Linked DNA regions of Homo sapiens: region 1 is linked to region 2. A link is an interaction called in ENCODE POLR2A ChIA-PET data of the cell type or tissue named here. Cell type or tissue: Panc1. All regions are shown on one strand. Each heading gives the region's core, and the rest is flanking DNA. Links, peaks and the distances in the headings are about the cores only.

Region 1 (16,349 bases), core at 3,494-11,493, 120 kb before region 2:
GTGAATGGCTACATAAATTGTGGTACATCCAGGCAGTGGAATAGTATTCAGCATTAAGGAGAAATGAGCTACCAAGCCATGAAAAGACATGGAGGAATATTAAGTGTATATTACTAAGTGAAAGAAAAAGCCAGCCGGGTGTGTTGACTCACGCCTGTAATCCCAGCACTTTGGGAAACTGGGGCAGGCGGATCACGAGGTCAAGAGATCAAGACCATCCTGGCCAACATGGTGAAACCCCGTCTCTACTGAAAATACAAAAATTAGCCGGGCGTGGTGGCGCATGCCTGTAGTCCCAGCTACAGCTACTCAGGAGGCTGAGGCAGGAGAATCACTTGAACCAGAAGGCGGAGGTTGCAGTGAGCGGAGATCCTGCCATTGCACTCCAGCCTGGCGACAGAGTGAGACTCTGTTAAAAAGAGAAAGAAAGAAAGAAAGACAGAAAGAGAGAGAGAGAGAGAAGGAAGGAAGGAAGGAAGGAAGGAAGGAAGGAAGGAAGGAAGGAAAGAAGGAAAGATGGAAAGAAGGAAAGAAGGAAGGAAAGAAAGGGAAAGAAAGAAAGAAAGAAAGAGAGACAGAAAGAAAGAAAGAAAGAGCCAATCTAAAAAGACTACAAACTATATGATTGTAACTATATGACCTTCTGAAAGAAGAAAAATTATAGAGATAATTAAAAGATCAGTGGTTCCCAGGGTTTGCGGGAGGAAGGAATGAAAAGGCAGAGCACAGACTTTTAGGGTGATGAAACTATTCTTTATGATACTGTAATGGTGGATACATATCATTATATGTTTATCAAAACCCATAAAATGTACAAGACCAAGAGTGAACACTAATATAAACTATGGACTTTGGATGATAATCGTGAGTCCATGTAGGTTTATCAGTTGTAACAAATGTATTGCATGGTGTAGGATATTGATAGTGGGGTAGAAGGAGCTGTGGGAGAAGATGCAGGGGATATATGGGAACTCTGCACTTTCTGCTCAGTTTTGCTGTGAACCTAAAACTGTTCTAAAAAATAAAGTCTACTAAAAAATAAACTGTATAAGATTTAATTAAATATATTAAAAGCAGAGGTAATTGATCTTCAAAATGGATGACCTCCTGTTTTATGATATATTACTATCATCTATACTCTTATTTCTATCTATTGTATCTGTATAAAGGAGTTATTATACAATGGTGTACATCCGTGTAACTCTTCCCAACTCCGTGTTAAGTGACCTCAATTTGGTAGCTTGAAATCAACTTGGCCATAGCTGGTAGTGTTTGCAGTATAGAAGTAGGCAACCACTACATAACAGCACTTTGCCCCCAAAGACAGCTGATTATTTTTAAAATTATTACTAATATTTTTCAGAATCAAGGTCTTGCTCTGTTGCCCAGGCTGAAGTGCAGTGATGTGATCATAGCTCATTATAACCTCGAACTCTTGGGCTCAAGCAATCCTCCTGCCCCAGCCCCTCAATTATCTAAGATTACAGGTACACATTACAACATCCATTTTGTTGTTGTTGTTGTTTTGTACAGACATGGTCCCACTATGTTGCCCAGACTGGTCTTGGCCTCCCAAAGTGTTAGGGGGCTAGCTGACAAGCCCAGCCCAGAGCTGGTTATTGCACATCTGTGGCATACCACTAATAGTGGGTACAGTTGTTGGACTCATGTTTAGGATCAGTAACATATATACACCTGAGAATGTCAATCAAAATACGCCTTTTGGAAACATTATGGAAGCATAGATCTTCACATATGATTAATTTAAGGTTTACTCTGAAGTCATCCAGAGACCTCTTTAGAATGGTTCCAAGAATTCCCTCTTTTGAAAGCCAACCAATCTAAGGAATTAAATCACTCAAATTTGAAGAAGACAAATATGCCTCAGGAGCAGCACTCTTGCTATCGAAATCACTCAGATCATGTTCTGAGTGATAGATCCTAATCGCTGAACTGTTTACTGTAATTAAGTCTATCAGCATGGTTTTCTCCTGACGAAAATAAAGTTTGGTATATTATGTCTTTTGCAAAAGGTGTCTCTTATCTCCTTTAACTTGTAAATCTATGAGTCAGTAAGATTTCTCTTCAAAACCTGATTTTTCTTCCCTCCTCATGGATATAAAGAACTTAAAAAAATCAAATTAATATTGCCCACAAGAAAGAAGTTGGTTGCAAGCACCATTATTTTATGCAAACACTATTATATCCTGCTATATCTCATCAAGAATATTTGTGTGTCTGAGGAACATGTAGATCTTTTACCAGCCTTTGTTTCCATCGATGAAGTATGCAAGTTTGAAATAGATTCCAATCTGTCAATGCTTCTTTTGAGTCTACATTGTGGTGCTACTGTACAAACCAAACATGGAGGAACAGTTTTGATATAGAGGCAATCTCACTTGTAATTGGTGTTAGCACAACTGTTTGCTTTTAGCCCAACGACTCTCAGCACTGCCTGCCTGTTAGCATCAGTGGATAAGGGAAGGAGAGCTTTAAAAAAAAAAACACTGAAGCTCAGGTCCCAACACCAGGGATTCTGACTTAATTGGTCTTAAGAGAGTTGAGGGAATCAATAAGTTGTCAAATCTTTCCAGGTGATTCTAATATATAGCTATGATGAAGACCTACTATTTGAACCTATATAAAAATCATTTGATGCAGTTGATGTGAATTTGTTATTTGTTGACCTGAGACATAGGGGAACAAGTCAAGTCAAGTCCAATAAAAAACAAATCAATCATCTCTGATTATGGCATGATTTCAGTGTCTTTTGGATAGTTTAAAAAAATGGTGCTTCAGCATCAATAATATCACATAAAATCACCCTCTCTGTTGGGCAACTTCTAACATTAAAAGGTAAGTCCTATAAAGTCAGTTCAGTTATATCCCACTGAGGGTCCACTCTGCAGCCAGTGAGTGAGTGGTGGAAGGCGCTGGCACCACCATGTTCCAGGCTGCTTTGTGGTTAGGCTTCATTCTGCTTCCTCTCCTGGCACTGCCTTGCTTCTGACCCATTTTCTAAGCCAGATCTCTCAGTCTCCTGCCAATTCTGTGAGCCTCATATCCTTGTGAAAAAATTCTTCCCGTCACCAACCCCCGCCCTTCTTTTTGCTTAAAATAGTCAGAAGCACTTTTTGTTCCTTGGAAGAGAAAGATTCCTAACTGATACTTTGTCATACCCCTAAAGGAAACAGAAACCAGTGACCAGTTTTCAAAAAAAAAAAATTTCTGAACCTAAGAACATAAAAATTCAAGAAGAAAATAGTTGGGAGACTTGCCCTGCAAAAAAATAAATGTTGCAAAGTATACAGAAAAAGGAAATAGAACAGAACAGAGCATCTGAAAGCAGCCTCAGGCATATGGAGGCTCGGGCTATAACAGAGACGGCGTGATACATTGCAGAAAGGACAGGTTACTCAGCAAACGGTGCTTGGAAAATTAACACTCAGTGCGGGAGAAAATACATTACTTTCTGAGGTATGAAAAATCTAAATGCAAAATCAAAACTTTAAAACAGTTGGAAGAAAATGCAAGAAAATATAGGCCAGGCGCAATCGCTCACACCTGTAATCCCAGCACTTTGGGAGGCCGAGGTGGGCGGATCACTTAAGGTCAGGAGTTTGAGACCAGCCTGGCCAACATAGTAAAGAGCTGTCTCTACTAAAAATATAAAAATTAGCCAGTGTGGTGGCGAGCAGCTGTAGCCCTAGCTACTCAGGAGGCTGAGGCAGGAGAATTGCTTGAAACCAGGAGGAAGAGGTTGCAGTGAGCCAAGATCGTGCCACTGACCTCCAGCCTGGCTACAGAGCAAGACTCTGTCTTGAAAAAAAAAAAAAAATCTCTTTATGCCATATACATGTACCCAAAACTGAAAGGGAAAGACTGATGTATTTGACTACAATTAGGTAAACTTTATTTATTTATTCATTTTTATTTTTAGACACAGAGTCTTGCTCTGTCGCCCAGGCTGGAGTGCAGTGGTGTGACGGCAGCTCACTGCAGCCTCAAACCCTTGGGCTCAAGGGATTCTCCTGCCTCAGCCTCCTAAGTAGCTATGACTACAGGAGTGCCCCACCATGCCACGCTAATGTTGTATTTTTTTATTATTTATTTATTTATTTTTGTAGAGACAGGGTCTCTCTTTGTTGCCCAGGCTGGTCTCAAATTCCTGGGTTTAAGTAATCCTCCTGCCGTGGCTTCCCAAGGTGCTGGGATTACAGGCATGAGCCACTGCACCTGGCCCCAAAATTTATCATATGAAAAGCCACCATAAACAAAGTGAATAGGCAAGTCACCAGTTAGAAAAAGATTTGCAATTTAGATAACCAGAAAAGGATTAGAACTTAGTATGTGTAAAAAATTCATACAAATCAGTAAGCTATAAACAGGCCAATAGAAAAAATGAGCAAGGGATATAAATGGATAAAACACAGAAAAGAAAAACTGAATAGCCTATATATATGAAAACATGATTATTCACTAGTAATAAGAAAAATGAGTTATTTTAGTTTATACTCAAAAGTATTGATGAAGATGTAGAGAAATGAGAACTCACAAACTGCTGGCAGAAGCGTGAACTGGCTCAAGACTTTGAAAGACAATTTGGCAATAGATGGTTAAGGGGAAGATGAGTATGTATCGTCTACCCGAGCAGTGTTGCTTTCATGGTTCATGCTAGAGAAACTCACACTTGGCCATGATGGCACATGTATAAAAGTGCTCATTGTAGCATTGCTTATATCAGAAGAAAAGGCAAAAATCAAAATGTCCATTAACAGTAAATAGGTAAATTATAGTATATTTATACAGTAGAATACTATACTTATCACACAGGATTAAAAGTTAATTAACTAAAGCAGCATACTTCATCATGAATGAATGTCAAAAACATAATGTCAAGTGGGAGAAAAGCAAGTTGCAAAATTATATCAGTTAAACCAATTATTTAAAATTGGTATATTATGTCTTTTGCAAAAGGAATCTCTTATCTCCTTTAACTCGTAAATCTATGAATCGGTAAGGCTTCTCTTCAAAATGTGATTTTTTCCCCTCCTCATGGATATAAAGAACTTTAAAAAAACCAAACTAATATTGCCCACAAGAGAGAAGCTTATTGCAAGCACCATTATTTTATGCAAACACTATTATATCCTGCTATATCTCATCAAGAATATTTGTGTGTCTGAGGAACATGTCAATATTATCTATAGGAAAAGTATAAAAACATAATCAAGAAGAACATTCACTAACCTCTGCATAGTTAGTTCCTAGTGAGGGAAGGAAGGGAATGACATCAAGAAGCCAAAGGCAATTCGATTGCATCTGTAGTTTCCATTCCTTAAAAAATATCTGAACCTAATTTACTAAATCTGGGTAATGGTATGATGAGAGTATATTATTTTCTGTACTCATTTGTCCTATTTTAAATATTTTTATTAAGTGTCCCAACCTGACTTTTTCTCCTTTCAACTAAGATACTGAAAGGCTTTTTGCCCCAGAACTACTTTTGAAAGGCTTTTTTCAAAAAAAGATACCAAAAGGCTTTTTGGACCCAGAGATATTTTTGAAAGGCTTCTTTAGGCCAGGTACCGTGGCTCATGCCTGTAATCCCAACACTTTGGGAGGCTGAGGCGGGCGGATCACTTGAGGTCAGGGGTTCGAGACCAGCCTGGCCAACATGGTGAAACTCCATCTCTACTAAAAATACAAAAAGTAGCCGGGCATGGTGGTGGGCTCCTATAATCTCAGCTAACTGGGGAGGCTGAGGCAGGAGAATTGCTTGAACCAGGGAGGTGAAGGTTGCAGTGAGCAGAGATTGCACCATTGTACTGTACCCTGGACAGCAGAGTGAGACTCTATCTTAAAAAAAAAAAAAAAAAAAAAAGAAGTAGAAATTCTGAGATGGAAAAGCTTTTTGCCCCAGAGCTTATGCTTTCACATGTCACTATTGCAGCTCCCAGCCCTGTGGGGTTTCACTCTAGGTGTTATCACTTGCTTTGATTATAAGACTCTAAACCACAGCCCTGGGTGAACCCTGGCCCATCTGGCATGAAGACAGAAGACCATCATACAATTGCCAGCCTCTTCTTTTCACTCATCCTCATAGTCAAGAAATATGTGTATGTGTCCACTGCAGCCTGTGTTTGCTCTGCCCCCTCTCTTCACGCCACACTCCCAGCTTGATGTTTGCCAGTTCATGCTTGTGCCAGTTGTTGGCACTTACTCTCTGGCGAGTGTACAGCTGACCTTACTGCCTCTGGCTCCTCCTTCCTGTGCTCTTGCTCTTCCATCCACCAACTTTATTAATACTCTGTTTTATGACCCAGGTTACCGAGGAGACCTCAAATCAGGGTGGAGAAGGTACGTCTGCATACCATGCTCTCCCTCCCCAACCTCTCCTCTGCAGGTCCATAGTCACCTATTCGTGATGCTCCTCAGACATGGCCATCCAGGCGTTGCCCACCTCTCGTTGTTGTGAAATACACTCAATTGCTATCTATTGATACCTATTTTTATATTTTACTACAGTGGCAATGAAAGAATTATTTGGGGGAGGATAGGTAGTAGGAATAGCTTTATTAAAAGAAAAATAAAGATCACAGATTTTGCTGTATACATTTCCAAATTCTTCATCACAGTTTTTTTTTTTCTTCACGAGGATTGGATTGTACTGCATATGGCACTTTGAAACCTGCCTTTTCCCTTTATGATTTATTCTGGGCACCTTTTTTTCAGATCAATGATTTTTTTTCTTTTTCTTTTCTTTTTGTTTTGTTTTGTTTTGAGACAGGGTCTTACTCTGTCACCCAGGCTGAGTGCAGTGGCCTCATCTCGGCTCACTGCAACCTCAACCTCCTGGGCTCAAGCAATCCTCCTGCCTCAGCCTCCCAAGTAGCTAGGACCACAGATGCGTACCACCACACTCAGCTAATTTTTTTTTTTTTTTTTTTGTAGAGACAGGATTTTGCCACATTGCCCAGGCTGGTCTCAAACACCTGGGCTCAAGCAGTCACCCTGCTTTGGCCTCCCAAAGTGCTGGGATTCCAGGAGGTCAATGACCTCAAGCTCCTCTATTCCCAGCAGCACTTCTGAGCTCCTGGCAGGAACATATATTCATGTATAAGCATGAAAAGGGGGGTCCCCAACTCTGCCAAGGGTGGGAGTAGGGAGCCACGGTAGACTCCCTCACAAACACAATTGGAGATGACCAGAAGGCTAAACATTGGTGCCTTTGGCCTTCAAGATACCCTTTAGAAGACAATTATTATATTTTCTTGAGTGTGAATGGAGATAGGATGGGAGGAGCAGCTTCCAGGACCCTGCCCCACGGCAGACCGGCCTCTGCCCTGTGGATCCCAGGACCCTGCCCAACAGCAGGCTGCCCTCTGCCCTGTGCATCCCAAGCACTTTCTCTGTGCTGCCTGGTGTTGCAGAAGTCCTGCCTCGCCATGGACACCGTGGAAATGAACAGGCTTGCTGAGTGACTGGCATTTGCAAAGCTTTCACAAATAACACTAAACACCGTGATTTCCTCAAGATGTTCTGGAGCCCTCAGACTGGGCCCTCTCTGTTGTGGGGTGCTCAATCTTCCCAGGCTCAGGCTGCCCCAGGGGCTGGGCCACGCTGCCCCAGGGGCTGGGCCACGCAGCCCCTATCGTCACCCTCACTACCCAGGCCTCTAGCCTGCACCCTTCCCCTCCCTACACTCCCCACAGGCAGCTCTCATCAAGCAACTGCTTCTCCAAGCGCTTGTGACTAAACCCCAAAGAGGCCTGGAAAGAGGATGTTGGAAACAAGCAGGGGGTGCACTTTGGGGGAGGCGAGGCCTGGGAAGCCGGCACACTTCTATGTGAGTGGAGGCTGTTGGCTGATTGGCCACTTGACCTTTGACCTGAGCCCCAAGGAAAGTGCACCCTCCTCTCTTTCATTTTGTTTATGGCTTCATACAAGCTTCCCATTTACGTGAACATTCTGACAGAAGAGGGCTCTCATTTGGCCAGGTCCTGAAAGCAGAGAATTCTGCTCCTTCTATGGGACCAGCAGCCTCTCTTGCGGGCGTTTGGCTCTGCCTGCGAGGCAGGTGGGCTGCCAAGGCTTCCCAGCTGGGCTTTTCTGCTTTAGATAAGCTGAGATATTTGTGCATGAAACCTTCTGCGATGTGACCCTGCGAAATGCATGCTGCGCCACACCCTTTTATCGTTGTTAATTGAGAGCAGAGTGTTGCTAAACTTACCATGTGATGGATATTTCTCCGTTTTGATATTGCACAGAATGAAGAACATAGCAGACAGATGAAGTAGGCCTGGTGGTGCTCTGAGCAGAACAAATCCTAAGGCCAGGTTAGACTAGCTTTGCACTGTTTCCCTCGTGTCTAGATTTCTGAAGGATGAGTCTTTTGATTTGTTTCTAACCTGCTTAAAAGAGATGGGGAGGCGGAGGAAGCAAGGAGCCGAGGTGCAGCCGGATGCCTCCCAGGATGAATAATGGCAACAAGAAACAGAGTTCTTAAAGCCCAGATGATAAGGGCCTCAGTCTGGGTGTGAATGAACTTGGCCTGACTTCTTTGCTGCCGTCATATGAACCGGAAGGAGACAGCTTAGATAGAGCAAGCCTGCTCCTTCCAGAAGCACGAGGGTCCTGTGGCGGTTTTTGCTTCAAACACCGCAGAACACAGAGCAAACCCCATGACGCCGTCCTTCAACTAAACAGCCCAAAGCAGCAAACTAGAGGTTTCCATTTTTAGTTTGCAAGGGGAACAACTGAGCTTTCATGAGTTGGAATTTGCTAACGTAAATTGAGCCTTTGTAAGAGGGCTGAAATTGACCCTGGAGACGGAAAGCACAGGAAATATTTGCTGTGGTCGGTGGGAGAGGACGCTCCGCAGACAAAGCCGCCTGCTTCTCCCGTCAGGCCTGCCTCCTCTCTAGGCAAATATTGGAGGGATGACTTTTTTATTTGCAGAGAGGATTTGGCTAATTTTGTTTTATTTGTGTACCTTACATTCATGGAGCACTCTGCACAGTCTGTTGGATAATCTCTAATTATTCCTTTCCTCTTCACACCTGTGAGGCCGATGCTCAGCATATTTCAGAGGAAGCTGGCACCAGGGATGAGGGAATCTGCCCAAGCATGAGTCACCTGGAATATTAAACCAGAACCAACACACAAATGATCTGTGCAAAGAGGTCAGCAAAATAAAGGATTCACTGCAATTCATCCTTCTGTGGTCACTGCCGGGCTTTGGGCTCCCATCCCTTCCCGGCCCTCCCATTCCATATCCCTCTTCTGTATTTGCAGGCAGCACCATTGAAGTGTGTTTGACAGACAGAACTACTGTTTTGAATCAACCCTCTGAGATGTCTAAATCAGCCTGTCAGACTTTGCTCCCTCTATCACGTTTCCCAAGAAGAGGATCAGAGATAAAGAGAAATATGGAAATTTGGAGTAAAAGGTGAGTCTAGAGAACAAGAAAAAAAAAATGTGCCTTCAGAGACTACAACAAAGGAACCCAACAAAATATAGGACAATCTGGTTACTATGTTGAAGTCACAAATGTGAAGAAAATAATATACCAAAACGTTTCAGAAAAATCCAACTACTATAGCCAAGCGAATGACACATTAGTGACATAATGAACAATTAGAATTAAAACTTTTTAAAGTGTCGTAAAAATATTTCTTTATTGTTTAAAAATGAGATTTCAAAATGTTTCCAAACCTCATCAGTGAAGGACATACCTACATTTCTAACCCAGATGAGGTTTTTGAAATGTGGAATATAGAAGCAGTCCCTTTAAAAAGAAAAAGAATGCCTTTCATGCTGGATTTGTACAATTTCCATATGTTTTAGTAATCAAGAAGTACAGAATCCCTTGAAATGTGCAGAGATTCAAGGCTAGAGCCAACATAGCATTCAGAGTCTTAAATAAACATATAATGTTTGGGAAAGCAATATTCTGGATGTTAATTTTCAATCTCTAGGTATACCTGTCAGTCTTTAAGATGGAAACTTCTGCTTGTCAGAGTTTGAGGCCTCTGTGAACTTGCAGGGGGTGAGTCCTGGCTTGGCCCACTCACCGATCCCCAAACACTGGCGAGGAAGAAACTGAAACAGCTGTAACCACTCACTTAAATATACCATGGCATTCGTACAAATGATCGTCGACTTTGAACCCAAGAGCTGGGGTCCAATAGGAAGACAACTCCAAATCAGGCCTTAAAAACCTGGTTTCAGAATACACATTGCTGCCTTGCCTTTGTGGGTTTGTTTATTCGGCAATTGCATGTTAAGGAAGTGGGAGTAGAAATCACTTATTTGGACACTTATTAAGCTGGTCAAATTCTCCTAATTCTAGAATCTGAAGTACAGCATCTGTGGAAAAATACAGGGGATGAGATTATAGAGACAGAAACCAGCCTGTATAATGCTAAGACTTTCTGTCTGGGGGTGCTAGACATGTGAGCCCACCACCCTCCCCAGCTAGGTTCATTTTTTTTTTTTTTTTTTTTTTTTTTTTCTGAAAATTGCTCAGTTTCCAGCTTAGAAAAGATTGGACATAACATGGAACCTTAGATCTTTAGCCAATAACCATGTTTATAGGTGCTGAGGACCTGAGATCCTGCCTAGTTAGAAGCAGATCTCAAGCACTCACGATGGCCATCAGGGATGAGGTGGTCCAGCTTGATTCTCTTCTGGAAACCACAGACATAAATAGTATAATCTAAACACTAACATACCATGAATCATGGTTTATATTTTTAAATATTATTTGCAAAAATATAAAATTGAAGTAAATTAGTTGCCCCATTGGTGAGCAAGGCTGTCTTAGAGCAGGCACGCAAGATTTCTAAGTGGACTATTTCAGGCCATGACAACCTTGCCCTTGAACATGGTCAGAAAGCCCAGGCTGTGCTTTTCATAAATAAGATTCATGTTCTTTATTCTGGAACCTAGCACTGTGCCTGGCCCAAAGCTGGTATTCAATAGCTATTCATGCAGCTAAATTGGGGAGCTTCTTAGCTGGTCTAACTTGTTCACCGTTCATTCTGTACTTTGCTACGATGTTAATCAGCCTGATACACTACATACAAGAAGGATGTGAACCCAATCGAGCCCCAAAGCCCTTGTTTCAGGCCTTAGAACCTACTGTTCTTTCTTATGTATCCCTTCATGAATTCTACAATGGCCTTCTGAGAATCTTCTATGCACCTATAGTAGCACCTACTGTATTACTTTTTATAGTGTAATTGTGTCTCTTTTTTTTTTTTTTTTTTTTTTTGAGACAGAGTTTTGCTGTTTCTGCCCAGGCTGGAGTGCAATGGTGCGATCTCGGCTCACTGCAACTTCCGCCTCCTGGGTTTAAGCAATTCTCCTGCCTCATCCTCCTGAGTACCTGGGACTACAGGCATGCGCCATCACTCCCAGCTAATTTTGTATTTTTAGTAGAGATGGGATTTCACTATGTTGGCCAGGCTGGTTTCGAACTCCTTACCTCAGGTGGTCCGCCTGCCTCGGCCTCCCAAAGTGCTGGGATTACAGGCATGAGCCACCCCCACCGGCCCATAATTGTGTCTTAAATATCCCCCCCAAGATATATTTTTTAAAATATCTTGTTTTGCCTTCCTGACTTTCTAAGCTGCGTGCCTTGCACTTGAGGCTGTGTCTGTTTACACCAGGAGAACGCTGCTTTCTTCACCCGAATCCAGGCCGGTTCAGTGGCTGCTGGGGCCACCTGCATTTTCTGCTTATTCCCTGTCTACTTTAGATCCACAAAATGCTCCTTCACCACATGCAGTAGCACCCAAGAAAGCAGTGCCTGCTAGACTATTAAGCTGATGACTGCAACAGTGCAGGGGGCACTCATGAGGTGAGGGACAGAGCTGGGGGGCAGCGGGAACCATTTCACCCAACTCGACGGCTCCTCTCACCCACAGGTCGACCCAGATTCCTGTCTCAGTTCCTAGCCTTTCAAAGGATAGTTTTGGGGTAAAAGTAGTATTTTTATATACATATATAGTAAAAATATAAAGAAATGCCAGGAAGGACCAAGATCAAAGTCAAGATGGGTACTTTCCTCCCATCATCTGTGACAACATGGATGAACCTTGAAGACATTGTGCTGAGCGAAGCAAACCAGGCACACGTAGACAGGCACCACATGATCTCACATGGGCGAGCTGAAAGGGTTAAACTTATAGCCGTAGAGATAGAATGGTGGCTCCCAGGGCCTGGGGGCTTGGGAGATGTAGGTCAAAAGATACAAAGTTTCAGTTAGACAGGAGGCACGAGTTCAAGAGCTGGGTTGTACAACATGGAGACTACGGTTAATAACAATGTATTATATACTTGAAAATTGCCAAGCGAGTATCTACTTGCTTTTGTGATGTGTTCTCATCACAAAACAGTGAGCTAATTCATATGTTAATTAGCTGGATGTAGCCATTCCCCAATGTATACAGATTTCAAAACTCATGTTGTACACCATAAGTATCTACAATACTTATTTGTCCGTTTAGATATTAATTAATTAATGAACTAAAGGAAACAACTCGGGGAAATAAGCAGAACCAAGGCCTTCATCTTGTTTTGGAACAGCACATGCACTGTGTAAATTGAAGAATATGCAAAAACAGGCTGGGAGCAGTGGCTCACGCCTGTAATCCCAGCACTTTGGGAGGCCGAGACGGGTGGATCTTTTGAGGTCAGGAGTTCAAGACCAGCCTGGCCAACATGGCGAAACCCCATCTCTACTAAAAATACAAAAAATACCCAGGCGGTAGTGGCATGTGCCTGTAATCCCAGATACTTGAGAGGCCGAGGTAGGAGAATCGCTTGATCCCGGGAGGCGGAGGTTGCGGTGAGCCGAAATCGCACCACTGCACTCCAGTCTGGGCAACAGAGTGAGACCTGTCTGAAAAGGAAAAATAAATAAATAAATAAATAAATAAGAATATGCAAAAACATATTAATTTGATATTTAAATAAATAAATAATATTTTAAAAAGAAAAAGACGGGTGCTTTCCTGGAGAGAGAGAGAGAAGAGAGGAAGACATATGATCTAACGGGTTGGCAATGATTCAATTTTTAAATTATTGGTAGGTACACACGCATGTGCTGTATTACTCTTTGTAATTACAAATATGTAATGTATCTCATATTTGTGCCTTAAATATACACCCAAGCTGTATTTTTTAAAAGACCTTATTTTACCTTCCGGACTTTCTAGACTGCGTGTCCTGCACTTGTGGCTGTGTCTGTTTGCACCAGGAGGACGCTGCTTTCTTTGCCCGAATCCAGGCCGGCTCAGCGGCTGCTGGGGTCACCTGCATTTTCTGCTTATGCCCTGTCTACTTTGGATCCACAAAATACTCCTTCACCACATGCAGAGAAACAACAGCTCCAGTACCTTCCACTTCCGTCTGACCTTGTCTAGGAATATTTTCTTACAGCCCTGCACCTTGTTTCTTAAAGGGCCCATGCACTTTAACCATTTATGTTCCCAAACCTCACGAAACACTTTTTAGAAAACTTGTGCCTGGGTCAGGCTTCCTACTGAAAAGCCTTCTCCTGTTCAGACAGAAATCTGCTCTGTACTGTGTCTTATTTTTGTTTCGTGTCTGTTTTTGGTGATGGGGAGGATGATAGTTAATCTGCCTTTACGTGGAAGTCCTCCAATTCTTGATTACTATCCAGACTATTTTCATCTCTGTACCTTTCTTGAGGTGTAGCAAAACTCCTACTTGGCATCCACAATGATCAAAGAGAAACGTGCAGGGAGGTTAGGCCTTACTGCTCCATCTCCAGCAATTCCTTATCCTTTGCAGCTTTAGTGTCACATGAGGCTGATAACTTTAGGGGCTGGTCTATAAGGTTTTTTATTTTTCCTCTTAACCCATCAGGAAGAGCAGCTACAACTCGAGCAGACATTGAGATCTCATTTCGATTGTTTTTCTTTGCACAGAATACTTTCACCACCTTGGACATTGTCTCCTGCCTTTCTGGACATCCACACAGCCCTGTGATATGCCTTGGAGCTGAGTTTTACCTCTTTGTGTGATATTTCTTTCCTGGGAAAGGCTCACACCACCTTGGAGCTTTGCAATTTCGGCTTGTAGGTCCTCACTTATAAATCCATTCACTCCCAGAGTCTACATTGAAATGATTTCTTTTGCTGTGTCTCCACTGCTGGCTGTAGCCCCTTGAAGGAGGGAGCTGGCTTTACCATGCCTGGCCTTGCATAAAGTGCAACCTGATGCTTAATACATACTGACTAGGTAAGCACAACCACTTCCAGAGCTAATTCCAGCCTTTTCTCCTGCTCCCTGATAACTCTACCTTCATACCAGGACAGCATTCTCAGAAATCATTTTAACCACGAAGACTTTTGTTCAAATGAAACAGAATAAGTATAAACTAGAAAAAGTGCAAATATATAGACAACTGTTATTTTTTCTAAGTAATCACCCAAACCCTCACCTCATCTATTAACCAAAAACTCCAGTGTGTTTCATATGAAGCCTCCCTTCCGAAAGAAAATAATCACAAACAACAACAACAACAACAACAACAACAACATATCTTCTAGGACCCCAGGGGTGACTGCCCAGAGTCTCAGCCTGGCTACCTGCTGGGCCCCTGCATGGCTGCTGCAGCTGGACTTTGGAGAGCACAGTGGACCTTCCCCACTGCTGCCAGGAGCCTTCCCAGGGATGAATTCCTCCTCTGACGAACAAGGATTTTGAGACAAGAGAGATCCCCTTGGCCAAGGATGCCCCAACCAGGGCTCACAAGGCCGCTGTTCTGAGTGTTCCACTTGGTTCCCAACCCCAGCTGGCCCCAACAGGTACCATGGAGCCTCCCAACCACCATCCTTCCCTCCCTGGGCTCCACCCCAACCTCAGGCAGCTTTTCCTTTTACACCTACAAAACACAAAGAGCCTAGCTGCCCTCATCCCCTTCCTTAGACCACGGCACTCCCCTCCCACCCTCCCAAGGGTAGCCCCTCTTTGTCTCTCTTCTGGGTGAGATTGCCTTCCTGAATCCGTGGTGACCGAGGAAAGGAAACATCTCACAAGCTGTTCACAAGGCCACCTCAGTGCCCCAGAAAGCCTGACAAGCACAGATAAATTAAAGCCATCCTTCTGGGGGTAACAGAGGGGACTCCTGTCCTGCCCTGGTCCCAGGGCTTCCCAGAGCAGTCTGTGAATCACTGCCTATGTGGCGCTTATGCTTCCTGAGCCATTGACTCCTCCATCCCAAGGGTCTTTGGAGACTCCATCTCATCCTCAGGTACCAGTCTTTGGAGTTCTTTCTTGCCACAGGCAAGAGAATTTGGGGTCATTTGATTTGCTCAGATGGTGCCATGGTAAAGAGGACAACTCCAGGCAGCTTCATGTCTCCTCTGCTGACGGGCAGATTGTGTCCTGGCAGGAGATCATCTGCTGTGTTTGCTACCCAGGAGGCTCCCACACTTCACCATCAGAACAGCGCCCCTGGCTTAGGATTCTTGGCACCCTAGGGGTCAGCCCTTTTGTGTCTGTTTTTGCTCCTCTACGGTAATCTTTTCATGCAGCCTCGAGTTAACAGCACTTGTTTCCTTACCTGTCTCCATCCCAAGGCGGTGGACCTCTTTGAGGACTGGAGCATTTTCCTCACTAGTTCATTCAATAAGCATTGGTTTCTGTATGCCAGACACCCGCCGTTCTGGGTCCTGAATCTCGTCTTTGGATACCTAGAGCATTACACATTGAGACCTCGGTCCTGCCAAAAGCCAAAATAGTCTAATAAGGCCCACTGCATGGGGTAGTTGTCAGGGCTGACTTAATACAAAAGAGGGATTTAGAATAGCACCTGTGTTGACACTGCCCATGAGTCAGCAGTCACAATGAGCACAGTGTGGATGACGTATGGAAAGAAAGGGACGGCTCATGTAGAGGGTGCTGTGGTGCTGCACCCAGGCCCCTCGGATGGGGCACTGCATTTTCCTGGAGCTGGGGTTGCAGTGGTATGGGAGATTGGCTGCTGGCTGCTCACAGCTACATTCTCTTCTAGGAACTGACCTTGGCCAAAGGAATCTGCCTTGCCCAAGGTCATGCCTCCTTCCTGGGAACAGTTGGTACCCTGAGAACGGTCAGTGCCAGTGTGCAAAATCCAGGCCCCTTCATTCAGGATGTCTCTAAAGGGCATCCTGGCCCAGCACTCCCTGTGGGATGGGCTGAGGCCTCTGCTGCAGCCACGTTGCAGCTCAACTTCTCCCTCCGCTGAATGCCACCTTCATTTCCCACAGCACTGTTCCCCAGTGCACTCCCCCAGACCTCCTCAAGAGACTCAGGGACTATTTCCAAGGACC
Region 2 (16,349 bases), core at 3,036-11,035:
ACACCGCCAACGTGATCAGCTCTTTAAGACAGCACAAAAAAAGGAAGGGGTGGTCACCCTGAGCACTTCTCTTCCTCCACCTGCTGCAGAATAGTTCCTATCTCTGCTCAAATAAGTGGATGAAGTTGGGCAGATGTAAAACTGATATGGCACAGTGGAGGCCCATGAGACAGGGTGACAGAGGGGCTAAGAGGAGAGTCGGAGGAGGAAGAAGGGGGTCTTCACCTACTTTAGATTTCATTTGAAATTTTAGAAAATTTAAGCAGCTAAACACAGAACCTTACATTAAATGAATATAATACTTATTAAAATCCTGGCCGGGCACAGTGGCTCATGCCTGTAATCCTAGCACTTTGGGAGGCCAAGGTGGGTGGATCACCTGAGGTCGGAAGTTTGAGACCAGCCTGGCCAATATAGGGGAACCCCATCTCTACTAAAAATACAAAAATTAGCTGGAAGTGGTGGCGGGTGCCTGTAATCCCAGCTACTCAGGAGGCTGAGGCAGGAGAATTGCTTGAACCCGGGAGGCGGACTTCACAGTGAGCCGAGCTCGCACCACTGTATTCCAGCCTGGGCAGCAAGAGTGAAACTCTGTTTCAAAAATAAAATAAAATAAAATCCTGAGGGAGGAATACAGTCGTCCCTACGTATACTCAAGGGGTTGGTTCCAGCTTCCCTGAATATAACAAACTCAGTGCACTCTCAGGTTCCACAGATGGTCCCGTGGAACCTACCTTAAGGAAGGGTCGGCCCTCCCTCTGCATTATGTGGGTTTCACATTTCCGTGGATATTGTATTTTCTATCTGGGTTTGATTGAAAAATATCCAGATATAAGTGGACCCGTGTAGCTGAAACCTGTGTCATTCAAGAGTCAACTGTAGTTTCCTCAGCACAGAAGTAACACAGTAAATCATAAAAGAAAAATTTGACCATATAAATATTTAGCACTTTCCATGGAAAACCCAAGGCAAGAAAGCAAAGGATAGACTGGGATGAATGATAGAAAATTGCTCAACATATTTATTAAATAAAAAGAGGTCATATGAGAGCAGAAGAACATTGTAAACTTGACAGCTAAATCCCAAAGAATACAAGCAGATCATTCATGGGCAGGAAAATAGAACTAATCATCAAAATATGGGGAAAAACTCAGTGATTCTCACTTGTAATCACTGTTAGGTAAATAAAAACAACAAGGTGGCAACATTCTTTACTTTTAAAATTGAATTAACATTACGTATACATTACCCACTTCTAATCACAGTGTAGTGAAATCTGTACATTCATTGTGACTGTGTTGTGTGTTTTTTAAAGGAACTTGGAAATGTGTATAGCTTTTAAAAAATCATTTCCGTGGTCCAATAATCCCACTTATAAAATTCTAGTATAAGGGAATGTTCCCAAACATGGAAAAACATATATACAGGAAGATGATTACAAAAGAAGTTACGTGAAAACGTTAGAAAAAATGTCCAGCAGCTGGACTCTGGTATAGTCACTTAGTGGCACATTGTACACAGCAAGCAGTCATTATAACAATTAGAATGTAACATGAGAAAATATTGTTGAGTGAAACAAGTGGTGAGAAATTCTATGCAAGATAAGTGCAATGTCTTAGTCCTTTGGGGCTGCTGTAACAGAAATGCCATAAACTAGCTGGCTTAAAACAATAAACATTTATATCTCACAGTTCTGGAGCCACTGACAAATTCGGTGCCTGGTGGGGGCCCATTCCTCATAGATGGTGCCTTCTCCCTGTGTGCTCACAGGGCAGAAGGGAGAAGAAATGCACTCCTGAGCTTCTTTTATAAGGGCACTGATCCCATTCATGAGGGTTCTACCCTCATGACCTAATCACTTCACAAAGGCCCACTTCCTAACACCATCACTTTAGAGATTAGGTTTTAATACAGGAATTTTACACGGACACAGACCATGGCACATAATGGACCATGAATGTAACATGTGTTTGGAAAAAAAGACTCAAAATGAATATGCCTGTAATCCCAGCCCTTTGGGAGGCTGAGGTGGGCGGATCACCTGAGGTCAGGAGTTCAAGACCAGCCTGGTGAAACTGGTGAAACCCTGTCTCTACTAAAAATGCAAAAAAATTAGTCGAGCATAGTGACACATGCCTACAGTCCCAGCTACTCGGGAAGCTGAGGCAGGAGAATCACTTAAACCCAGGAGGCGGAGGTTGCAGTGAGCCAAGAGTGTGTCATTGCACTCCAGCTGAGGCGACAAGAGCAAAACTCTGTCAAAAAAAAGAAAGAAAGAAAGAAAGAAAGAAAGAAAGAAAGAAAGAAAGAAAGACAGACATATGCCAAAAAGATAGTAGTGGCTGGATTGTGGCCATGAAATGATCTGGGATTAACTTTCTTTATTTTCAAAAGTTTTGGTGTAAGGTTTATACCACATTTAATTTTTAAAACAGACTAATATAATAGATTCCTTGAAAGGTGGAAATTAGGAGATGCTGGTTACTCAACCAATCAGAGCATGCGGGAGCGGAGAGAGGCCCCCACTCCCTACCATGACCACCCCCACACCTCCAACAAGGTTAAACATCTCGAGTGACCCCAAATCAATGCCTTTGGTCCATTCTATCTTCAGATCCAATCTAATTGCTATAAAATTATTAATTCAAACTAGTTAAAAGATGCATGTATGAACTTCCCATGGCTGCTGCAACAAATTACTGTGAATTTAGTGGCTTAAAACAATGGAAATCTACTATCCTACAGATGCGGAGGCCAGAAGTCTGACGTGGTTTTATGGGTCTTAAAACCATGATGTCAGCAGAGCTGTGTTCTCTCTAGAGGCTCTAGGGGAGCACTGGTTTCGCTGCCTCCTCCAGCCTCTAGGATTTCATCCTCTGAATTCCTTAGATCTTGTCCCTTCGTTCGTCTTTGAAGTCAGCGTATAGCATCCTTTCTCTGACTGTGCTTCCCTCTGCCTCCATCATCACATGACATTTTCTTCTTTCTGTGGTCAAATTCCTTCTACCTCCCTCTTAAAATGACACATGGGATTGCACTTAGGGCCCTCCTGGATCATCTGTCCATCTCAAGATCCTCAGCTTGATCACATCTGCAAAGACTCTTTCTCCATGTGGGGCAGTAGTCACAGGTTCCAGGAATCAGGACGTTAGTATTTCTGGGGACTGTTACTCAGCTTACCACATGACCTTTCTATGTCTTCCAGCCACTGCGGATGTGGAAGAAGGAAGACCTGTGCATGATATGTTCATTTTTCTTGATGATGGTGATGGTTTCTTGGGTGTATAAATATGTCAAAACTATCAAATTGCATAGTTTTTAAAGGTGCAACTTACAAAATGTTAATTCTCCCTCAACAGAGCTGTTAAAAAATAAAGCATAATTTCATGTTACACAATACACATTCTCTGAAAAAATGTGACAATGTTATTTTTGAATTCGTTTTGTATAATTTTATGGAGTTGGGGAAGTTGTTGGTATCGCTTCACATAAGAGTCTGCAGGAAGAGCAGATAAAAATCCAAAACTCAGGGGAGCCTTAATTAGTCTTTAACTGAACTTAATTCTCTTTGGAGGGTACAGTCCCCCAGGTGACAGACACTTAACCACCATGACTTTAATGTGCCCTTAGCAACACACACACACGCGCGCGCGTGCACACGCGCACACACACACTTTTCCTGAGGTTGATCGGCATGTGCAGGTCAGGGGAAGGCACACAGGGCCCTCAGGGTGGTGACATCCATCAAAGCTGGCACTGCGGGGGTGTCCATCTTCCTGTGGATCCAGGTCACTGTGGAGCTTCACATCTTGCAGGGTCAGGCCATCCTTTACCAGTATCCATGCAGTCATCCTCCACTAGGTGAGCTAACGGACTGCTCCTGCACTCCTTTGGGCTATAGGGAGGATCTAGAAGCAATGAGAAGCTCCAGCTGATTGGCCACAGATGAAAGGGTTTTGCTGCTTTCTGGAGCTCCACCTAAGAAAAGTTGCTCAGGACCCCTTAAATCTCAGGACCCCTCAAATCTCAGGACCCCTCGAATCCTTACACCTCTGTGGGATTCTCTTCTTCCCACTGGGGCATGCTTAGGAGAAGCATGGCAGAGTTTCTCACTATCTTCTTGTTCCCTTCTATTTGCTGGAACAGGAAGCCACCAAAGAAACTTCCAAATCTAGTGGGTTTGTCCAGAATTGCCTCAGATTTCAGTACTGTGCTCGGTATCCTGCTGTGCCACCCTTCCAGGGACCATGATGTGGAGTGCCCTGCATGCAGAATGAGGCTACAGGGAAATGTGGAAAGGGATGGGGAAGCTTGGTTAGAGCTTCCCAAGACTCACCCTATCATGAGTCAGTTGTGTGCACCTGCTCGTCTGTGCCTCCTCTTACACTACACAACAGATTAATTTGACCTCAGCAGCTTACAGAGCAAAGGTCCATGAAGAATAAACTATTTATCCATTGATCTCTGGCATAAAGATTTCCATGAAAGGCCAGACGCAGTGGCTTATGCCTCTAATCCCAGCACTTTGGGAGGCTGAGGCCAGCAGATCACTTGAGGTCAGGAGTTCAAGACCAGCCTGGCCAACATGATGAAACCCTGTCTCTACTAAAAATACAAAAATTAGCAGGGCATGGTGGCAGGTGCCTGTAATCCCATCTGCACAGGAGGCTGAGGCACAAGAATCACTTGAACCCAGGAGACAGAGGTTGCAGTGAGCTGAGATCCTGCCACTGCACTCCAGCCTGGGTGAGAGTGCAGAATCAGTCTCAAAAAAATAAAAATAAAAAACAAAAACAAACCAAAACAAAAAATAAATAATAAAGATCTGCATGAAAGACAAACTTCAGAAATACTGAGCACAGGACATTCAGTATAAAAGAGTTTGATAAATATAAATATATCCTAGATTGCACCCTAAATACTATTTCAGTTACAAAAAAATACCAAAAAAAGTTAATTCTCTGTTTTGGCAATGCTGAAAATTTGAAGTTGGTTATGTCACATTTACTTTAAAAAAATACAGTTGTATTAAATAAAAATATTTGTTGTTATAAATATTTTTAAATTTGAAAATAGGAAGTGGAGATGCTTAGGAATCACACGAGACATAAATAGAGCAGCCCAGATTCAGCAGCTCATCCAAACTCTCTGTCTGCCTTCTGCTTGCTGTCACTCCCTTTCACATGGTTCTGCCCTTTCATCCTCTCTTGAGTTTTCCTCCTAACCTTTTTCCTTAAGCTTTGTCAGCCAGATTTCATTCAAAGTAGAATGATAAACTCCTGGAGCTTATGACAAGGGAATAGGAGAGCCCAGTAACTCCTATGCACTGACAGAGTTGAGAAGTCCAAAGTCATTCATTTATTTGCATGTTTATAGCAGCACAATTTGCAGTTTGCAAAAATATGGAACCGCCCAAATGCCCATCAATCAACGAGTGAATAAAGAAAATATGGTGTGTGTGTGTGTGTATATATATATATATATATATATATATATATATATATATACACACACACCATGGGATACTACTCAGACATAAACAAGAATGAAATATTGGCATTTGCAGCAATCTGGATGGGGGTGGAGACCATTATTCTAAGTGAAGTAACTCAGGAATGGAAAACCAAACATCGTATGAGCTAACCTATGAGGACACAAAGGCATAAGAATGATACAATCGACTTTGAAGACATAGGGGAAAGGGTGGGAAGGGGGTGAGGGATAAAAGACTACAAATTGGGTACAGTGTACACTGCTCGGGTGATGGATGCACAAAAATCTCAGAAATCACCACTAAAGAGCTTATCCATGTAACCAGACACCACTTGCTCCCCAAAAACCCATTGAAATTAAAAAAAAATGTGTGTTTGAAGAGCTACTTGAAGAAGAATCCTAGCAATCTTGTTGCTTCATATGGAGGATTTGATAGAGGATACGCTGCCAATTGTTTGTGTTATAAGCAGCTAATTACCATATTTCAGAATTTCCCTCATTCTTGGTCAAGAATGATTTCTAAAGACTTTAAAAGAGTGTTTAAGATGGACAAGAAGGACCCATTAACTTGCCCCAATTTTTAGTCTTAAGTTTAAAGTAATAAAAGTTTACATATTGGGGCTGAAATTAGTTGCACGTCTTTAGTTAATGCATAGAGCCTTAAAATAGTTCTTGACATAAGTCTTTCCACTCCCTGTAATCTGTTCTGAGGGGAGGCAGGGCAGCTCGAATCTTAGGGGATCAAATTGCTACTGCCACTACAGTCACCAGCATTCCCACAGAATTCCAAAAGCTCTGGCAGTTAGGTTTCATTAAGTCTAGTAATGACTGCAACACTGATGTAACTTTGAGAAAGAGAGGTCTTCACTTGGAGTAAGCCTAGGACCACACATCTGCACTGTGTGGTAATGCTAATCAAGGAGAAGCGAAGCCTTTTCTTGTTCTTTGTTGCTAGTCTTAACGGGGTGACATTTCATCTTGCATCTTGTCCCCAAATGGAGATTATCATCGCCTCTTGTCTACTCTGCATTTCAGGATATGAGTTAATTTATCATACCAGTCTTTCCATGTAAATATGCATTTTTCAAACATATATCCAGTCCTTTATTTAACCCCATCATGCAGATGCTATTTTTATTAGCAATGGCAACTGACAGGTGATAGAGCTTTGCCCAGGTGGTGTTTCTTGCAGCTGCTGCTGAAGCAGGAACCTGGGCCATACAGAGATCTTGTCACTGTCAGCTGCTGCTTTCAGTAGCAGCTGAAGCAAGCACAGGACTGAAATCTGGGTGCACACCAATTAGCAAGCTCTAGAAACTACCGAGGCAGCTAGTTAGGGCTGCGAAGGCTTAGCTGCAGGATACCTGCTGCATGTCAACCCTCATTTGTGGAAAGAATTCTTTTAACCTTAAAAAGTCATTGTATGTGCAGTGAGGCATGGTAACGATCTAACAGGTAGGGACAAGGTATGATTAGAGAGGCAGAGAGGTGCTCTAGGCATCTCATAGCATGCCTTGCAATTTCCACAGAGCAGAGTTTGGCTCTCGATTTCCAGTTCCTGTGGGACACACAGTAAGACTTGCAGGTGCCTGTTAGCTGGGCGTGGTGGCACATGCCTGTAGTCCCAGCTACTCGGGAGGCTGAGGCAGAAGTATTGCTTGAACCTGGGAGACGGAGGTTGCAGTGAGCCGAGATCATGCCACTTCACTCCAGCCTGGGGGACAGAGCGAGATTCTGTCTCAAAAAAAAAAAAAAAAAAAAAAAAAAAGACTTGCAGGTGCCTGATGACAAGAGAGCTGGACCCTTCATCACTGCCACCACCACCTTCCTGATCGACTTGGATGGTTACAAAATGCTGGCAGAATCAGCATAAGGGAGCTGTACTTCCTTCTCATTTCAGGAACAGATGAATGCCAGCCATCTAGGCCTACTGTGTGGTTCAGGGCTTACTTAGGTTACTGAGAGGTAGGAAGTGGACTGACTGGGCTAACAGGGACTGAGGGAGAGGCATGAGGTTTCTTCATAACATCTCATGGTAGCTGATCTCTGAGATGACCTCCAAACATCCACACCACCTGGGCTGAATGCCCTTGTGTAATCCACTCCCTGTGAGTGTGGGTTGGGCCTCAATACTTGCTTCTAACACATTGTATTAGTCTGATTTCATGCTGCTATAAAGAAATACCCGAGACTGGGTAATTTGTAGAGGGAAGAGATTTAATTGACTCACAGTTCCACATGGTTGGGGAGGCATCAGGAAACTTACAGTCTTGGCCAAGGGCAAACAGGAAGCATGCACCTTCTTCACAAGGTGGCAGGAGAGAGAAAAACGAAGGAGGAACTTCCAAACACTTATAAAACTAACAGATCTCGTGAGAATTCACTCACTATCATGAGAACAGCATGGGGAAACCACCCCCATGATCCGATCACCTCCCTCCCTTGACACATGAAGATTAGAGGTCCCTCCCTGGATAAGTGGGGATTACAATTCGAGATGAGATTTGGGAGGGGGCACAGAGCCAAACCATATCACACATAGAATATGAAAAAAGTGATAGGATGTCATTTTCACGATTAGGGTACAAAACATCTTTGACATCTGTCTCGGATACCCTGGCTTGGTCTTTTCCTTGGTCATTCTGAGCTGCCATGACCATGCCATGTTTTGAGCTGGTCCATGGAGAGGGCCGCAGGGAAAGGAGCTGAGGGAGGCCTCCAGACAACAGCCAGTGAGGAACTGAGGCCCCCAGCACAACAGGCTGTATGGAAGCAAATTTTGCTAACAATCAGCTGTGTGAGCTTGAAAGCAAGTCCTCTTCCTTCAGTGGAGCCTTCGGATGAGACCACAACCATGGCCAACAGCAGGATAGTAATCTCATGGAGATCTTGACTCAGAGGCTCTCAGCTAGGCTGTACCAGGAATTCTGACCCATGCAAACTGTGAGATACTACATGTGTATCACTTTAAACACTAATATTTAAAGTAATTTGTTGTATAGCAAGGGATAGCTAATACACACCCTGGGGGCAGAAAGCCGTGATCAGGAATACAGGGTATTTCAATTGTGTGATACAAGGTTTCTCTAGAATCTTTTCATCTCACAGATATTTTCATTTTGCAGCAGAAAAGACTAAAATATTGTCCCAGTCAATAATTCTAAAGGTTTACTCCATTAAAAGCTTTCTGTGAGGGTTAACAAAATACCAAAATTAGCTGCTTTCCTTTTTTTTTTTTTTTTTTTTTTTTTGTTCAAGATGGAGTCTCACTCTGTTGCCCAGGCAGGAGTGTAGTGGCACCATCTCAGCTCACTGCAAACTCCACCTCCCAGGTTCAAGCAATTCTCATACTTCAGCCTCCTGAGTAGCTGGGATTACAGGTGCCTGCCACCACACCCGGCTAATTTTTGTATTTTTAGTAGAGACGGGGGTCTCACCATGTTGGTCAGACTGGTCTCGAACTCCTGACCTCAAGTGATCTGCCTGCCTCGGCCTCCCAAAGTGCTGGGATTACAGGTGTGAGCCACCGCACCCGGGCTGCTTTCCATTTTTGTTGTTATGTGTAAATTTCTCCATTCATCTTTCAGCAAAAGTATAGATGAGCAGTGAACTAGACTCACAGCAACTAGCTTGAGGGAAGGGAAGTGAGGAATCACAAACTGGGCGATCCAAGAAGCTGGTACCTCTGATTCAGTGATGGTGGATGGCACCTGGATGGCATCAGAGAAGGTAAAGCTGAACTACAAGACAGGAACAGGTGTGTGTGTGTGTGTGCGCGTGCACACGTGCATTTTTGGGATATTTGTCTAATTTAGGTAATATTTCAGTCTTTTGGAAAATGTAGAAATTTGTTTCAAGTTCAAATTAGAGGAGTCAAGTCTTCAAAAAATGAAAGAACCTTAAAAATCAATTGGTCCAGGGATTTTCAAAATATATTTTACCCACAGAAGCTTTTTACAGAAACAAAACTGTAAGTAGAATTCCAATAAGCAAAACATAAAATCTTGTATTTTATTAGCATAAATGTATTTTATACCTTCAAATTCATAACATTTACTCATAAAGCAATTAATTGAGAACAGTAATATGAATACATCATTTAGAGATTGGGACTTAACAGACGTCAGATACAGTCTTATGGCCCCTTCAGTGTGGTTGTACAGTATAGAAATGATTGTGATTCATCAAGACAAGTAGTTCCAAATAGTAAAAGTTTTAAAAATAGCATATCTTGCAATCTAGGATATCTGTCAATTAAACGAATTCAGAAACTTGATACAGAAATAGGCAAATTATATCTAACAATATCAAATAAACATCATTATTTCTTAATACTTGTTAAATCTGAAGTAAAATACTTGTTTTAATCATTGCTGGGCAAAAGATAATTTTCAAATATACCTTTTGACAAAAAATATTTTACAAACATTAATTTTTCAAAAATCAGATAGAGTTATATACAGTTCTTTGTCAGATAATAATCTGAATAGTCTAATTTGCTTTGTTTTGCATGTTGTGTCCCAACTTTAGCTTTCATATTCACTGCTGACACTTTAGCTGTAATTTTAGACCTGGTGACATAGGGGCCTTACATTGCCAAATTTAGTTCTTTAAAAATATCACTAAGATATGCAAAGGAATGCAATCATGCTATATTTGAGAGTTTTAGCTAAAGATGCTTCTACTACACAATAGTAATTTTCTGTCTCATTTGAAGTAGTCACACTGATGCCTTGCTGCTGTATCACCAGTGAACTTCAATATGAAAAGTAAATGCTGGAATTCACCCCATTTATCACTGTAAATAACTGAAAAGTTTCCAATGTGAAGACAATCCTTTAATAGAGTTGTCAATTTGTATGACATTATCAAACACTTAAAACACAAAGTGGCCTTCTTTGTAACAGGCAGTGCTTATTATGCAAATACACTGCCTGCACACATACTGGCAATACTTTTATGTGAATTGTTTTTCTATCACTGCTGTCACCCATTATAGAGACATTGTTACATTTTTCTAAAGTTGTTTCTGGTGTTATTGGAGTTCTAACCAGTTAAAATGTTCTCTTAATAGGTCTGTGGTGAGTGTTTTATAAAGTGATAAATATCCCTTTCTTGCCTGCAAGAATATATACAAATACAATCAGAATGGGGAAATTACCAACATCCACACACTCATCTACTTGAAATTTAAAGATTTTACTAATCTCAGTCTTTCAGCAAATTATTTAAGAACCTTGGATCTTCACTCTTAGACTCTATTTTAGACTATGTTGGTGGACAATGGTGATTACTGTGTTGTGTAAACCTCCTCTCAGTCCACTTTTTATAGGTGACTCCAATGACACAGGATTCAGGGATATTTTCTGAACATTAAGTAGTGTGAAGGGTCTGAGACTTTACCCAACTTGTAAGCTAAACATTTAGCTTGCCATAGTTTTGTGAATGCTACACAGAAGACACGAGATTCCTGGGTCAGAGACAAAGAGCTTTAGTACTCACAGCACAGCAAGTAGCATGAGCTTCATGTCCACTGTGGTTTCCTCTGCCTCCTAAGTCCCATGGGAATAACATGCAGACACCCAGAGAGATACTGGGCACACAGTGTGTTTACATCACTCCTGAGGAACCCAGAGCTCAGGGAACTTCAATATCTTATAATCAGCTATAGGCAAACAAACCTGCTCACCATTGCACTGGACAGAAAAATTATCTTTATTACACTGAAAAGCAAACAAACTTATTGCTACATTGGGAGACACAGTCTCTATTCTCCAAGGCTCTTTGCTATACAACATCTTTGAAAAGACAATCTGAGACCAAGGTTGCCTGTATAGAGACCAAGATGTGCAGAAATGTGAGACACCCATGGAGAACTGTTCCTCAATACCCATCGGATTTCTCCCCTTCACCTGCAATTTCACAACTTAATTTGTATGATTCTATAAGTGCCTTTTCAATTTCAGATTTCACTCTTCTCTGGAGAATCTTTCAAGTACTTCATGGGAATCTCACATTTTGAAAATCACTGTTTTAGTACAAGCCCTTATTTTACAATAAGGAAACAGAGGTACAAAAAAGAAGTTAAGTGCCTTGTCCAGGTTACAGGTATTTAAGAGTCAACTCCAGGTAATGAAATTATAAATCTAAGAAGTAAGAAGATAACAGCCAAAATGTCCTCTTCTTTTAGCTAGAAATAAGCTATTTAAAGTGTGCAAGGGTAAATGACTTTCTAGGGCACCTTAATGTGGGTTCCTTTATACGCAATCTTTGAGACAAGGATTGGAGTACAAGAATGTCATTTGGAAAGGAAGACAATATAAGGTTTGTTATGAAGGAAGTTATTATTGAGGATACCTGAGGCTTAACCTCACTGGAGAGCTCTGGGACCTACTACAGTGTAGGCATCCCAGAGTTATAAGAGAGGGAGGAGCCAGGTTATTTATCAGCTAGTTCCCATCAGTCGTTGGTTGAGGCAACTCTAGGAGGTATAAATGTCCTAGTGCTCCTGCCTTGCCCTGCCTTTGGGTAGAACAGGCTGTGTTGGGCAGAGAGGGCCTGAAGGTAACGTGTTGCAGGTGGGGGCAGTTGGAAGTTAGGTCTGTGTGCAGGGAATGGTACATTCCAAGGGGATATGGCCAGGCACCAGCTACACCTGCTCCACTAGGCAGGGACCCCCCCCCCCGACTTAAGACTTAAAAAACATTTGAGTGAATCTTCCTTAGTCTAATTCTTCATCTCTGCATTCAGGTGAAGGTCTTCACATCTGATAGTGACACATGTGGATGGAGTCAAGATGGCTTTTTAATGAAACGGGATTACAAGAAGCAGGCAAAGAATACAGAAAGTGTTGATCAAGGTGAGGAAGGAAAACCAGCTGATTGGAATGAGGCATATAGGCAGGAGAAGAGAGTAAGATAGAAAAGAGGAAGTACGGGACAAGAATAGCTAGAACAAAAGAATTGATGGCATGGTCAATTCCAGTTAAGGAAGCTATTCTAGGGTTGAGGGGGCTGTGGACAGGAAGCAGATTACAGATTCTGTTCTTAGGTCCTGTCCGAGGAGACTCTGCTGAGTGAGAAATGTCTCTTTGTTACCGATGAGAACAAAGACTCCAACATTTTCAGGAGGAGGATGCCTTTTACAGAAACATATTTTTTTGAAGATCTTCATGTGTTTGTGATTGTATGTAGTTGAAATCTCCTTTGATTAAAAAGCATATGGATAAAAGCTACAATGAATTCAGTAACACTGCAAAATGAGTTTGTGTTTTATTCATCATCGCAGCATTGCCTATATTTGAAAAATAGTAGTGTATGCATGTGCAAAATGTGAGCTTTGTGCAGACCCCAGGCTGGGAGAGTGCACTGGTTCTGGGACCCACCAAGTGACCCTCCTGTGAGGACGGGCGACGATCTGAAGTCACGAGGGAGGAGCCTGAAAAATTTTCCCCCAAACTGCTTTAGAGATGTGCCAAGAAAACATTACGCAAGGCCCGGAGACAAACTCCCCTGAGTAATCTGTCTCCTGAATTTCCTTCCATCAGTCAAGATTAGTCGTGCACCCACATGTCTTTGTGTAGAACAATGACAATGGGGGAACAGAAAAAAACTGGGTGCAGAGAAACCAAAACTCTTGAGTCCATATGTGCATTCTTTTAAGAAAAAATGCTGCCCTTCCACCTCCCAACTTTACTCTGGGGTGGTGTAATGCAAGGCTGTGGGTTATCTGCCTTGGGATGCTCGGTGGCATTTTCTGCTGTGAAGAACCCCTGCTTCGTCAAACCAGGGGTGTGTGTGTGTGTGTGTGTGTGTGCATGCGTGTGTGTATTCTTTATAACAACTTTAGACACATGCTGTCTTAATTTGGGTTCCAACCCTGAAATAAGGATTTGGGTATAAGTAATTCAGTTGGCCGGTGTTATGGACAAATTGTGCCCCCTTTCCCATTCAGATGTTGGAGCCCTGACCCTCAATGTGAGTGTATTTGGAGATAGAGCCTTTAAATAGGTAAACAAAGTTACATGAAGTCATAAAGGTGAGGGCCCCTAATATAATAGGACTGATGTCATTACAAGGTGAAGACACCAGGGATGTGCATGCACAGAAGAAAGACTATGTGAGGACATGGCAAGAAGTTGACCATCTGCAAGCCAAGGATAGAGGTCTGTGGAAACCAGACCTACGGGCACCTTGATCTTAGACTTTCAGCCTTCAAAACTGTGAGACGATAAATGTCTGTCATTTAACCCCTTGATCTGTAGGTCTTTTTTCTGGCAGCCTAAGCAGGCTAATACAGTAGTTGTCCCAAGAGGCACAGGGAGTGCACAAGATGTGAGATGGGGAAGGAAGGAAGGTCACCAGTGGGTCCCAGCTTTGGACAGCTGGGGCAGTCTCACTGGGGAGTTTCCGGGAGACTGTATGGAACACACCACAGCATTGTCCCTCCAAGAGGAGAGAATGCTGGGCACTTATGAACAGATGCACATTGGGGTGTTCAGGAACGGTTGCTCCCTGGCACTGCTGCCCTGCCCCTACCTAAGGGCCAAGCACACGCCTATAGCCAGAGAAAGCCCCCAGCGAGAGCAACCCAGGGCTTGAGAGAGGAAGGCATCGGTGTATAAGGAAGTGGGAGCCCTGTCCAACAAAGCTGCTGGTGACCCCTAGGGAGGATGTCAGGCAGGCACTGACAGCACCTGCTACATACTTAATCTGCATTAAACAGTCATATCTACTTTTAAATTATGTTGGTGTTTATCAAATTAGTACAGGTTTTAGACTAATTTCTTCAACAGCAACACATTTCCCCCCTCCCTGCTTATACTGACTGGATAGGAGAAATAATTTATTGAAGTGAGACCTGCTTGTTTTCACTTTACCTTGGAACCAATCTTTGAATAACATAGAAATCTAGAGGTTTTGAGGTCTAAGGCAAACCACACTAGGAATGTGTGTATATTATTGAAATCAGGCTTAACCCATTTATGCCTAGTGCTTCATTATTGGAAAGCTAAGCTTGTGGGCATTATTTATATCCTGTTGTTCAAGGTCATTGCCAAAGTCTGATTTTTTACAAAAAAAATTGCAACCCCAGGCATAAATGGGTTAAATGATATTCAAGGTTAGCTTGGAAGAGAAGTTACAAAAGGTGGGCACAGCTATAGGTGAGACCTGATAGATTAAGACGGGGTTGAGGTGGGGTCTGAGGGCCTGGTGGGGTTGAGGGTCTGGGCAGTACCATTGGGCTGCAGACACGGGGGCTCCAACAGGCTGCTGACTTCCTGAATGACTCACTGTTAGCATCAGCAGCACGCGACCCTCAGACATGGTATGAATATCTCAATCAACCCCAAGGCAGCACCCCACAAAAGTTAGAGAAACCGCCCCCTACCTTGCACCCATTCAGTACTCCTTTCTTCAGTAATTCAGAGCAGTTTCAGAAGGTTAGCCTGCAAACTTGATAGCCACAGGGACTGTTTTCCTTGGTTCAGAAAGATGTAATTTCTCTTAACATCCAAATGGATGCCCAAATTGTTTCTGGACCAATCCCCCAGTGAGAACAACTAGGAAAAAAAAAAAACAGGAAAAAGTAGGAAAACTTTTGTCTGAAGACATGGCTATGGAGTCAGTGAGAAAATTTTGGGGCCAGTGTCTGGGAGGGAATATCCTTATAATTCTAGCTTTTCATCCTTGCATGTTTCACCCTGCCCAGGCTCTCCCGTTCCTCTCTTGGCATCACTCCTCAAACGAACTACTCACATACAAGCCTTTGTCTTGGGTTTTAATACCCAGAAATCAGGACATCTGAGGATTTGAGTCCCATCTGATTGGGACTCAAGGCAAAGCAAGGGTGCCAGGTCCCTCATGAGCTTAGAGCAGGCTCTGTTTCTTCTGATGCATCTTCTGGATTAAGCAGAACTATAGAATACACATTCCTCTCTTTTGACCCCAGTATGTAGCCAGCGACTTCGTCCTGTCCAGTGTTACCTCATCTGGGCCACACACATCCCTCTCTTTCTGCTCATTTCTAGTGTGACCGCCATGGGCAGGGTTCCTCAATCCCATCCAGCCCAACGCTGTGACCTTCACAGCTTCTGTCTGTCTCCACATTTCTTGCACACCCCCACCTGACAATCTTCGCAAATACATCATCAGCATTTCATGTTTTTATTGATAAATGTGACACACCTGCAGAAAACCACAGGAAGCAAATATATGGCCAAATGAACCATTGTAAAGCAAACACTCTTATGACCACAACCCCCTCCAAATCTCCATCTCTTCCCCATCAAGAGTTATCTCTTTCCTTTCTGTTTTGCATGCATCCTTAATCACTGTGGCTCATTTTCTTTTGGTTATTAAAATGTATTTTAGGTCTCTTAACCTACAGGTTCAATGTCCACCTTTGTTTAGTTTTCTTAGCAACATTGGTGGAAGAAGCCAGATCTTTTGTCCTTCAGAATACCACAGTCTGGATTTTGCTGATTGCATTCCCAGTATAGTTGGACGTGTTCTCTGTCCCCTGTGTTTCCTGTAATTTTGTGGTTGGATCCAAAATATCTTCTTAATGCCTCACTTCCTTGTTCAAGAAACCACCAGCCTCCCTAAACTCCTCTTGCCTCTTAGGTGGTGTATTAGTTTGTTTTCACACTGCTATACAGGACTACCTGAGACTGGGTAATTTATAAAGAAAAGAGGTTTAATTGACTTACAGTTCCACTTGGCTGGAGAGGCTGCAGGAAACTTACAATCATGGCAGAAGGCAAAGCAGAAGCAAGGCACATCTTGCATGGCAGCAGGAGAGAGAGGGAAACTGCCGCACACTTTTAAATCATCAGATCTCGTGAGAACTCACTA

What was found. ChIA-PET counts read pairs that join two places held together with the same protein. Peaks named below come from ENCODE experiments on the same cell type or tissue, not always from the same donor. Only the 100,000 strongest peaks of a DNase experiment are listed, where the experiment ranks them.
Region 1: POLR2A ChIA-PET joins it to region 2 with 10 read pairs; 3 of 35 experiments call an interaction of 5 or more read pairs at or near these places.

Annotation. Positions count from the first base shown.
Region 1 is chr2:105,602,095-105,618,443 of GRCh38, forward strand. LINC02946 (long intergenic non-protein coding RNA 2946) reads right to left here and starts at 8,465. Exons shown (of 4, transcript NR_038891.1): 1 at 8,234-8,465. It overlaps LOC107985929 (a long non-coding RNA gene), which reads left to right and starts at 9,055. Exons shown (of 3, transcript XR_001739626.2): 1 at 9,055-9,185; 2 at 9,298-9,451; 3 at 13,962-14,584. In Panc1, for the core only: no CTCF peak of the experiment used is centred there; no DNase peak of the experiment used is centred there.
Region 2 is chr2:105,719,277-105,735,625 of GRCh38, forward strand. No RefSeq gene overlaps it. Among named protein-coding and RNA genes, the nearest start is that of NCK2, 17 kb to the right of the region's middle. In Panc1, for the core only: no CTCF peak of the experiment used is centred there; no DNase peak of the experiment used is centred there; H3K27me3 peaks cover 361 bases.